Linked DNA regions of Mus musculus: regions 2 and 3 are each linked to region 1. Evidence: chromatin loops called from intact Hi-C (ENCODE). Cell type or tissue: heart. All regions are shown on one strand. Region 1 holds the start of Ctla2b (cytotoxic T lymphocyte-associated protein 2 beta). Region 2 holds the start of Gm40976 (a long non-coding RNA gene). Region 3 has its middle 24 kb from the start of Ctsll3.

Evidence for each region. Peaks named below come from ENCODE experiments on the same cell type or tissue, not always from the same donor. Only the 100,000 strongest peaks of a DNase experiment are listed, where the experiment ranks them.
Region 2: it touches region 1 in a loop (11-fold over the local background); 2 of 42 quality-filtered maps call a loop at or near these places.
Region 3: it touches region 1 in a loop (5-fold over the local background); 3 of 42 quality-filtered maps call a loop at or near these places.

Annotation. Positions count from the first base shown.
Region 1 is chr13:60,896,232-60,898,731 of GRCm38, forward strand. It overlaps Ctla2b (cytotoxic T lymphocyte-associated protein 2 beta), which reads right to left and starts at 1,216. Exons shown (of 5, transcript NM_007797.1): 1 at 1,104-1,216; 2 at 397-514; 3 at 7-129. The coding sequence starts at 483. In heart, no CTCF peak of the experiment used is centred here; a DNase peak (open chromatin) is centred at 1,290.
Region 2 is chr13:60,962,638-60,965,137 of GRCm38, forward strand. It overlaps Gm40976 (a long non-coding RNA gene), which reads right to left and starts at 291. Exons shown (of 3, transcript XR_873564.1): 1 at 180-291. In heart, CTCF peaks have their summits at 1,534 and 1,733; no DNase peak of the experiment used is centred here.
Region 3 is chr13:60,825,113-60,827,612 of GRCm38, forward strand. No RefSeq gene overlaps it. Among named protein-coding and RNA genes, the nearest start is that of Ctsll3, 24 kb to the left of the region's middle. In heart, a CTCF peak has its summit at 1,121 (motif pointing right); a DNase peak (open chromatin) is centred at 1,129.

The DNA of each region.
Region 1 (2,500 bases):
ACTCACCAAGTCACTAAATTGATTCAGGCCCATGTAGAAGCTGGTCTTGCCCCGCTCATAGTCTGCATTGTGTGCCTCAATTTTCTTCTTATTCTCCTCCCACATGAGTCTTCTGTGTCTTTCTTCATCCTGAAAATGAGTACAACAGATAGCATTTCTCATCTTAACACCACACACAAGCTGAGGAAATGGTATGTAGAGAAAGAAGAGCCAAAGCATGTGGTCTCATGACACTGTTGTCAGCCATTCTCCTTACCCAGTATGGGTTCATAATGCATGTCTTTAGGCAAGTCCTTAGTGATGGCTTGTCTTTATGGCCATATTTATGCCCACAGACTCCCAACAGCAAGAGTCCTTCTTTCTGAGATCCCTCTAGACTGTGCCCATTTTACCAACCAGACTGTAGGCTTTTGCAAATGTTGTCTTCCATTCTTTCCACTCATTATCCAAACTTGGATCAGGGGATGGAGCAGCTGACATCATTCCCAAGCAGAGGATGAGCAGGAAGACAGCACTATTTGGGTTCCCAAAACATAGACAATGAGTTGTTGTCCAATACTATGGTCAGACCCAAAAGGTAAATGCAAGTAATGTTATACATACTGTCTAAGCTCTATTTAGCAATATATATGTATGTGCATGTATGTATGTAATAACAATGAGTAAAAAAAGAGAACAGAATTTAAAAAGTATCAGAAAAGGCATGTCTGAGAATGTGAGGCAGAAAAAGGAGGAGAAAAAAATGTAATCCTATTATCATCATAAAAAATTAAGAAGCCGGGCGTGGTGGCGCACGCCTTTAATCCCAGCACTCGGGAGGCAGAGGCAGGCGGATTTCTGAGTTCGAGGCCAGCCTGGTCTACAAAGTGAGTGCCAGGACAGCCAGGGCTACACAGAGAAACCCTGTCTCGAAAAAAACCAAAAAAAAAAAAAAAAAAAAATTAAGAGACAGACAAACAAGAAAACAAAGCAAAAACAAAACAGTGAATAAAACCTACGAAATAGGAGATGTCTCAGGTAACCAGAGTAGAGCTGTGAGGAAGTTTGTTGAAAATGAGTTAGCAGGTAGGGGGCCTGTGTACCTTGCTTTTCTCTGCTCTCACCTGAAGTGCTGCAGCTTCTGTTCACAGATAGAAACCAGAACTTTGTTGTCCAGGGCCTCTGAAGAGCAACTGACAGAGGAGGCTAGTGGTGCATGAGGAGAGCAGCCTGTGGCTCCACCTTTTCCTTCCTGGAGCACTGCTAGTTCTTTCCTGAAGCCTCGGCCTGGCCCACAGAGCAGACGTCACAAGCCAGCTTCACAACTACAGACAGGAAAACATCTAGAGACTGACCAGACGCAAGGACTAGGCTGAGTCATACAGGAAGCATGAGACTTCTCTGACAATGCCAAGACTCACAGGATGTCTGGTTCTCTAGAGTTAACAATTGTTAGAGAACACAATTATGGCAAGATGAAGTCAGTGGGGAGAGCTACAGTGTCTCACAGTCCTACATCAGATTCTGCATCTGTAGAGAGAGCATCAAGCAGTGCGTACCTGTCTGTGTCTGTCTTGTTAGAAACGCAGCCCAAGACAGACAGAAGCACTTTCAGAGAAGGTGAAACAACCACTCATAGACAGAGTAGTCTGAAACACTCATCACTTACCTGGAATGTCAGTGTCTCAACTCAGGAATTCACAGTGTTTGTGAAAAATGCTAGAGTTGTCTGAACGCAACAACAAATGCCTGATGCATACAAAGCTCTATGGCCTGCAGGGTTTGATGGGACAACTGCAGGGTTTGACTGAACATGAGTTAATTGCTGTGTGGATTTCTCTATTACTCTCACAAGCATAGTTGGGCCTATGATTAAAAAGCAGACTTAACAAAAGTCAGAAAAGACTACAGTGGCCTTGGGCTGCGCAAATACAGAGGATACAAATTTCTACATGTGATCAGAAGTTTGTTTCCATTTTGCTATAACATATAAAAGGTAAATCAGTAGATGCATGGCCATTTTCCTCTGATGTTCTCCAGAGTTGTACCAAATTCTTGTCTGTCATATAATTGAGATTTGAAGATTATTGAATGTGTATTACAGAAAGAATTGGATGGATAGATAATACTTTTCTAAAAAAATGCATATGCTCCCCCAAGTCAAACTGGATAAAAATCTAAGCAGAGAATTGATATACACAGATAGTAGCAATTCAGCTTAGTTCTACATTACAATTCAAATGAAAGAAATCTCTTCACATTTGTGGTCAAGTTGTGGTAGTCTTTGGTTCACATTTTCTGCTACATTCTTTAAGTTACCCATGGAACATTATTCAAAACCTATCATATACTTGGACACAAAGGAATTCTCAACTGATGTACAAAAAATTGAAATAACACCTCCATCCTTTCTGAGCACTGTGGAGTAACGCTGGATATCAAAAGCAACAGAAAGCTTATAAACACATGGAAACGAAAAAATTTCCAGTGAATAAAATTGGGTCAAGATAGAAATCAGAAA
Region 2 (2,500 bases), 66 kb after region 1:
AAGAAACAAGATAATTAATAACAATATAAATAATTCTAAACCAATTCACTGATCAAGCTTCTATTATAAATCTAATCAGAGCTTAAAAATCTCAAATGATACTAGTACTAAATGGTGCCTAACTTGTTAGTGATTTTGCACTGCAGTTAAGGTAGGAGAATTCAAACTGTCTGACTTACCTGCAAGTAGTATTCACACTGATAAGGCTTCTCTCCACTGTGAGTTCTTTTGTGCTTTTTCATGTGATATTTCTGTATGAATCTCATAGCATATTCATCACAGCGAAATGGTTTTCACCTAGTACGTGATTAAAAAAAAACATTGTAAAATCATGGACTGTTTTGCCAAAAGAAATTTTTAACATAAACCAAAAGTCTGCCATTAAAAAAAGCCAGGACATGAAAGGAATGCCCTGGCATTTCCACATTATCTTTGTGGAAAGGAAAAGGCTCAGGAGGAATGTCTTTTACATGACTAAAGTTAATACTCACAAGACATAACACCATGTGTATTCCCGAACAGTACCTTTGTTTGCTAAAGCTACCCACAGACATCTTTCTCATGTATTGCTTGCTTCAGTCCTAACATGAGAACTGCTTGTTTCTACTGCTCATGTGCTCCAATACCTCCAGCTCCATCATTCCCTCATTCAGATCTGTAGCATTTCCTTTGATCTGTGGAGACTCAGTCTCACTGGTTGAGGTGGGTGGGCACAGTTGTACCTTCAAAGCCAGCCTGTGCCCTCATGAGCCTTGAATCCATTGCAGATTTTTCCAAGACTGTGATACCTCAAATTGTTTTGTCAGGCCAGAGAGCGATGGGGAGCTCACATTTCAGAGAGAATTTATTATTTAAAGGTGGACGTTCTTAGGATCCTGAGATCAGGGTACTTTGCTGTGTAAACTGTCTCAATTTGCCCTGCCACAGTCGCTGGGTAAGTGAAATTCTAGAGCAGTCATTCTCAATCCATGAGAATAGCAATTGTCCCCTTTGAGGAGTGAATGTTCCTTTCACAGGAGTTGTATAAGACCATCGGGAAACACAGGTATTACGTTTTGATTCATAACAGTAGCAAATTCACAGTTATGAAAAGAACAACAAAAATAATCTTATGTTTTGGGGTCACCACAGCAAATGGACCTGTGTTAAAGTGTTGCAGCATTAGGAAGGCTGAGAATCACTGTATTAGAGAACCCAGGAAGACTAGACAGACACAGGCTGGAGGATTTGGGGAGAAGAGGAGAAGAATGCCCTTAGGTTTGGACATTCTCAGGGAGAAAATAAAATAAAAAGCGTGTCTCAGTGCTGAGCCTGAGCCAGGTGTGGCTATGAAGCCTCCTGTTACCCTTAGTGGCTGTAGACAGTATCCTGAGGTGCTAGGGCTGCTCATGATATCTGTAGCAGCACCCTGCTAGTGGCGTGCTTATTCCGTGGTACGCCTTGGAAGTCCGTAGCCATGGACCTTGTACTAATTTGCATTCTGTGGATCTCTCACTGCACTGGGAAAAAAGATCTCAGCCATCCCAGGGAGAGGGAATCTGGGAAATTCTCCAAGTGTGAGGGAATTCGCAGTCCTATGCAAACCTAGCTGTGGCCAGTAGAGGGCTCTCATCTGCAAGAAAGAAAATTATCTCTGGATGACATCAGACCCTAGTCCAACACAGACATCAGCAACAGACATCTGCAAGCTCTGCTGACCATCACCTGATCATGTAGTCTGCATTCTTGTCTCCAGGGACTCAAAAAAACATTTTACAACTCCAATTTTGTGCTTTTATCCCTGGTATTTTGGTTTCTCGCACTTCCTATACAGTTATAAGAGATACACACACACACACACACACACACACACACACACACACACACACATGTATATGTGATATATGTATATATATATATATCCTCTGCATGCTTTCTGTCCCCTTTGATCTACATTTTGCAGTGGCTTTTGAGAAAATGCTATTATATTTCTTTTTTAAAAAAGATTTATTTACTTATTTAATGTGAGCACATGGTTGTCTTTATTTTTTATTAGATAATTTCTTCATTTACGTTTCAAATGCTATCCCCCAAAGCCCCCTATACTCTCCCCTCACCCTGCTCCCAAACCCATACACACCTACTTACTGGCCCTGGCTTTCCCCTGTACTGGGGCATATAATCTTCGCAAGAGCAAGAGCCTCCCCTCTCATTGATGGCCAACTAGGCCATCCTCAGCTATATATGCAGCTAGAGACACAGCTCTGGGAGGTACTGGTTAGTTCATATTGTTGTTCCTCCTATAGGGTTGCAGACCACTTTAGCATCTTGGGTACTTTCTCTAGCTCCTTCATTATTATTAGATGGCCCTGTGCTCCATCTAATAGATGACTGTGAGAATCCACTTCTGTATTTGCTAGGCACTGGCATAGTCTGACAAGAGAAATAGAGAGAGAGAGAGAGAGAGAGAGAGAGAGAGAGAGAGAGAGAGAGAGAGAGAGAGCTATCTCAGGGTTCTGTC
Region 3 (2,500 bases), 71 kb before region 1:
GTAATGCCAAGTTTTTGCTTTAGTAGTTCTGGTGTCTTGTTAATCACAGCTGATTCTTCAGCCCCAGCTAACCAGAACCACAGAATCTTCACAATCAAAACAGCAATGGCCCTGAAAAGAGTCTTTAATTTTCCCTCTGAAATTTCACAAACCAGACCTCCATCTTCTGCACTGTTCTCAACATTATCTTCCAAGCTCCTACACAACATCTGACAGAGCTCTTAACAACGAATGGATCTTCAAACCCAAAATTCCAAAGTCCTTCCACAGTCCTCCCCAAAACATGGTCAGGTTGTCAGAGGAATACCCCACTCTGCTGGTACCAATTTGTCTTAGTCAGGGTGTCTATTCCTGCACAAACATCATGACCAAGAAGCAAGTTGGGGAGGAAAGGGTTTATTCGGCTTACACTTCCATGCTGCTGTTCATCACCAAAGGAAGTCAGGACTGGAACTCAAACAGGCCAGGGAACAGGAGCTGATGCAGAGGCCATGGAGGGATGTTCTTTACTAGCTTGCCTCTCCTGGCTTCAGCTCCTTGGGTACTTTCTCTAGCTCCTCCATTGTGGGCCCTGTGTTCCATCCAATAGATGACTGTGAGCATCCACTTCTGCCAGAGGCAGGCACTGGCATAGCCTCACAAGAGACAGCTATATCAGGGTCCTTTCAGCAAATTCTTGCTGGCATATGCAATAGTGTCTGTGTTTGGTGGCTGATTATGGGATGGACTTTTGGGTGGAGCAGTATCTGGATGGTCCATCCTTTCGTCTCAGCTCCAATCTTTATCTCTGTAACTCCTTCCATGGGTATTTTGTTCCCAATTCTAAGGAGGGGTGAAGTATCCACACTTGGTTCTCCTTCTTGAGTTTCATGTGTTTTGCCCCCAATCCCAGAACACCAGAGAGTCTAACAATACTGCACATGCCTCAGTTTCCCCTTAATTAGTGGCAAGTGGGTGGTTGATTTCATTTTTCACCACTAGATGGAAGAGCAGGGAACAGAGGTCCCGGAAGCCTCTTCCTCAGAAAGTAGTTTTCATTAAGTCAAAAGTCGACTTTTGTGGAGTGTAGCACAGAATCCACCCATGCTTCCTGTTCAGCAAAATCTACCAGACAGCTTCAAGAGGAGGCCTGCCACAAGGTGGCCCTAGTTCTCTTCCTCTGGCTGATCAGGCAGAAGCTTGTCAAACACCCTTAGGGGGATTATGAGATGGAGTAACTGCTACACAGATTTTGTCAGCAACCTTCTCAGTGTGTGTCCTCTAGGTTTTTGGGTGAGATCGGTATACATATAAGGCTGGAGGGTTCACAAGATTGGACATAGATATAGAGAAAAAGAGAACACAGCTCCCAACACCAAGGGATGCAGAAGAATTGTAAGCTAGAGCTCCAAGGCTGCTATGAAGGGTGATGTGCTTACTTGTTGGAGAGCTTTAATCACTTGCTTTAGAACCAATAGAACCTGGACTGTCAGCTCCCATTTGTTTTCTGCAGAAGGTTCTCAGAGTAGAAGATAAATCCTTCACAGCCCTAGCAAAGCCCAGCACATTCTGTCTGGCTGTCGGTAACTCCTGATAGTAGGGCTCTCTTCTTCTCTTCTGGACCCTAACACTGAAGCTGGAGGGGGTCTGAGAGAGATCTAGACCTAAGGCAAGCCTCATATTTGACTGCCTTGACCAAACAGACTCTTTCACTAGCCTGTGAGTTGTGCTTGCCTCCCTGACTACGACCCACAGCACTCAGCACCTGCACCTCCATGCCCAAGCTCTGGTCCTGGCACAGTTACTATTCTGCTTTTCCCTTTCATGGACAAGGGTAACTGTCACTTCCTCAGGCCCAGTGCACATGCTCATCTGCCTTCCTTTTGCAATTCTTCCTCTGCCTTCCGGAGTCCTCCCTCTGAGTGGCTGCTTCCTGACCTTCAGGTATCAGGTCCTTCATCTCACCAGAGGTGCCTCCTTGTTGGTGGGATGATAATGGGCCCACACCCAAAACTGAATCTCGTATCATGCTAATTTACTGTAGTGCACACCATGCTCACTAGGGGCTAGAAATCCTTTCTGCAAAGAGCCAGATGTTTGGTCCTATTCGACTCAGCCCTGTATGGACCTTATATGCAAAATTTTGTTTCAAGGAAAATATAAAGAAAGTATAGTCACTGGGCTGCTGCATAAAGTCTGTCTATGATGGCTCCTTCTTATCCTTAGTGATACGTTGTAAGACTCATGAGTGAACTATTGATAGCACTAATGTGTATGTGTGTATGTATGTGTGTACATGTGTGCACATATAAATTCCATATAAATATCTCCTAACCATGACAGCATATTTCTCAATGGCCTCAGGTGTCTTTTTCCTCCTTTTTTTTTCACATTTTCCCTAACTTTAACATCTCTATATAGTTGTTTTTTTTTTTTTTGAGATTATAATCACACCTTGAAACTTTTGTGTTTACCCTCTGTAGGATTAAGATTGCTGGCCTCTATATCTAAGTACTGACTG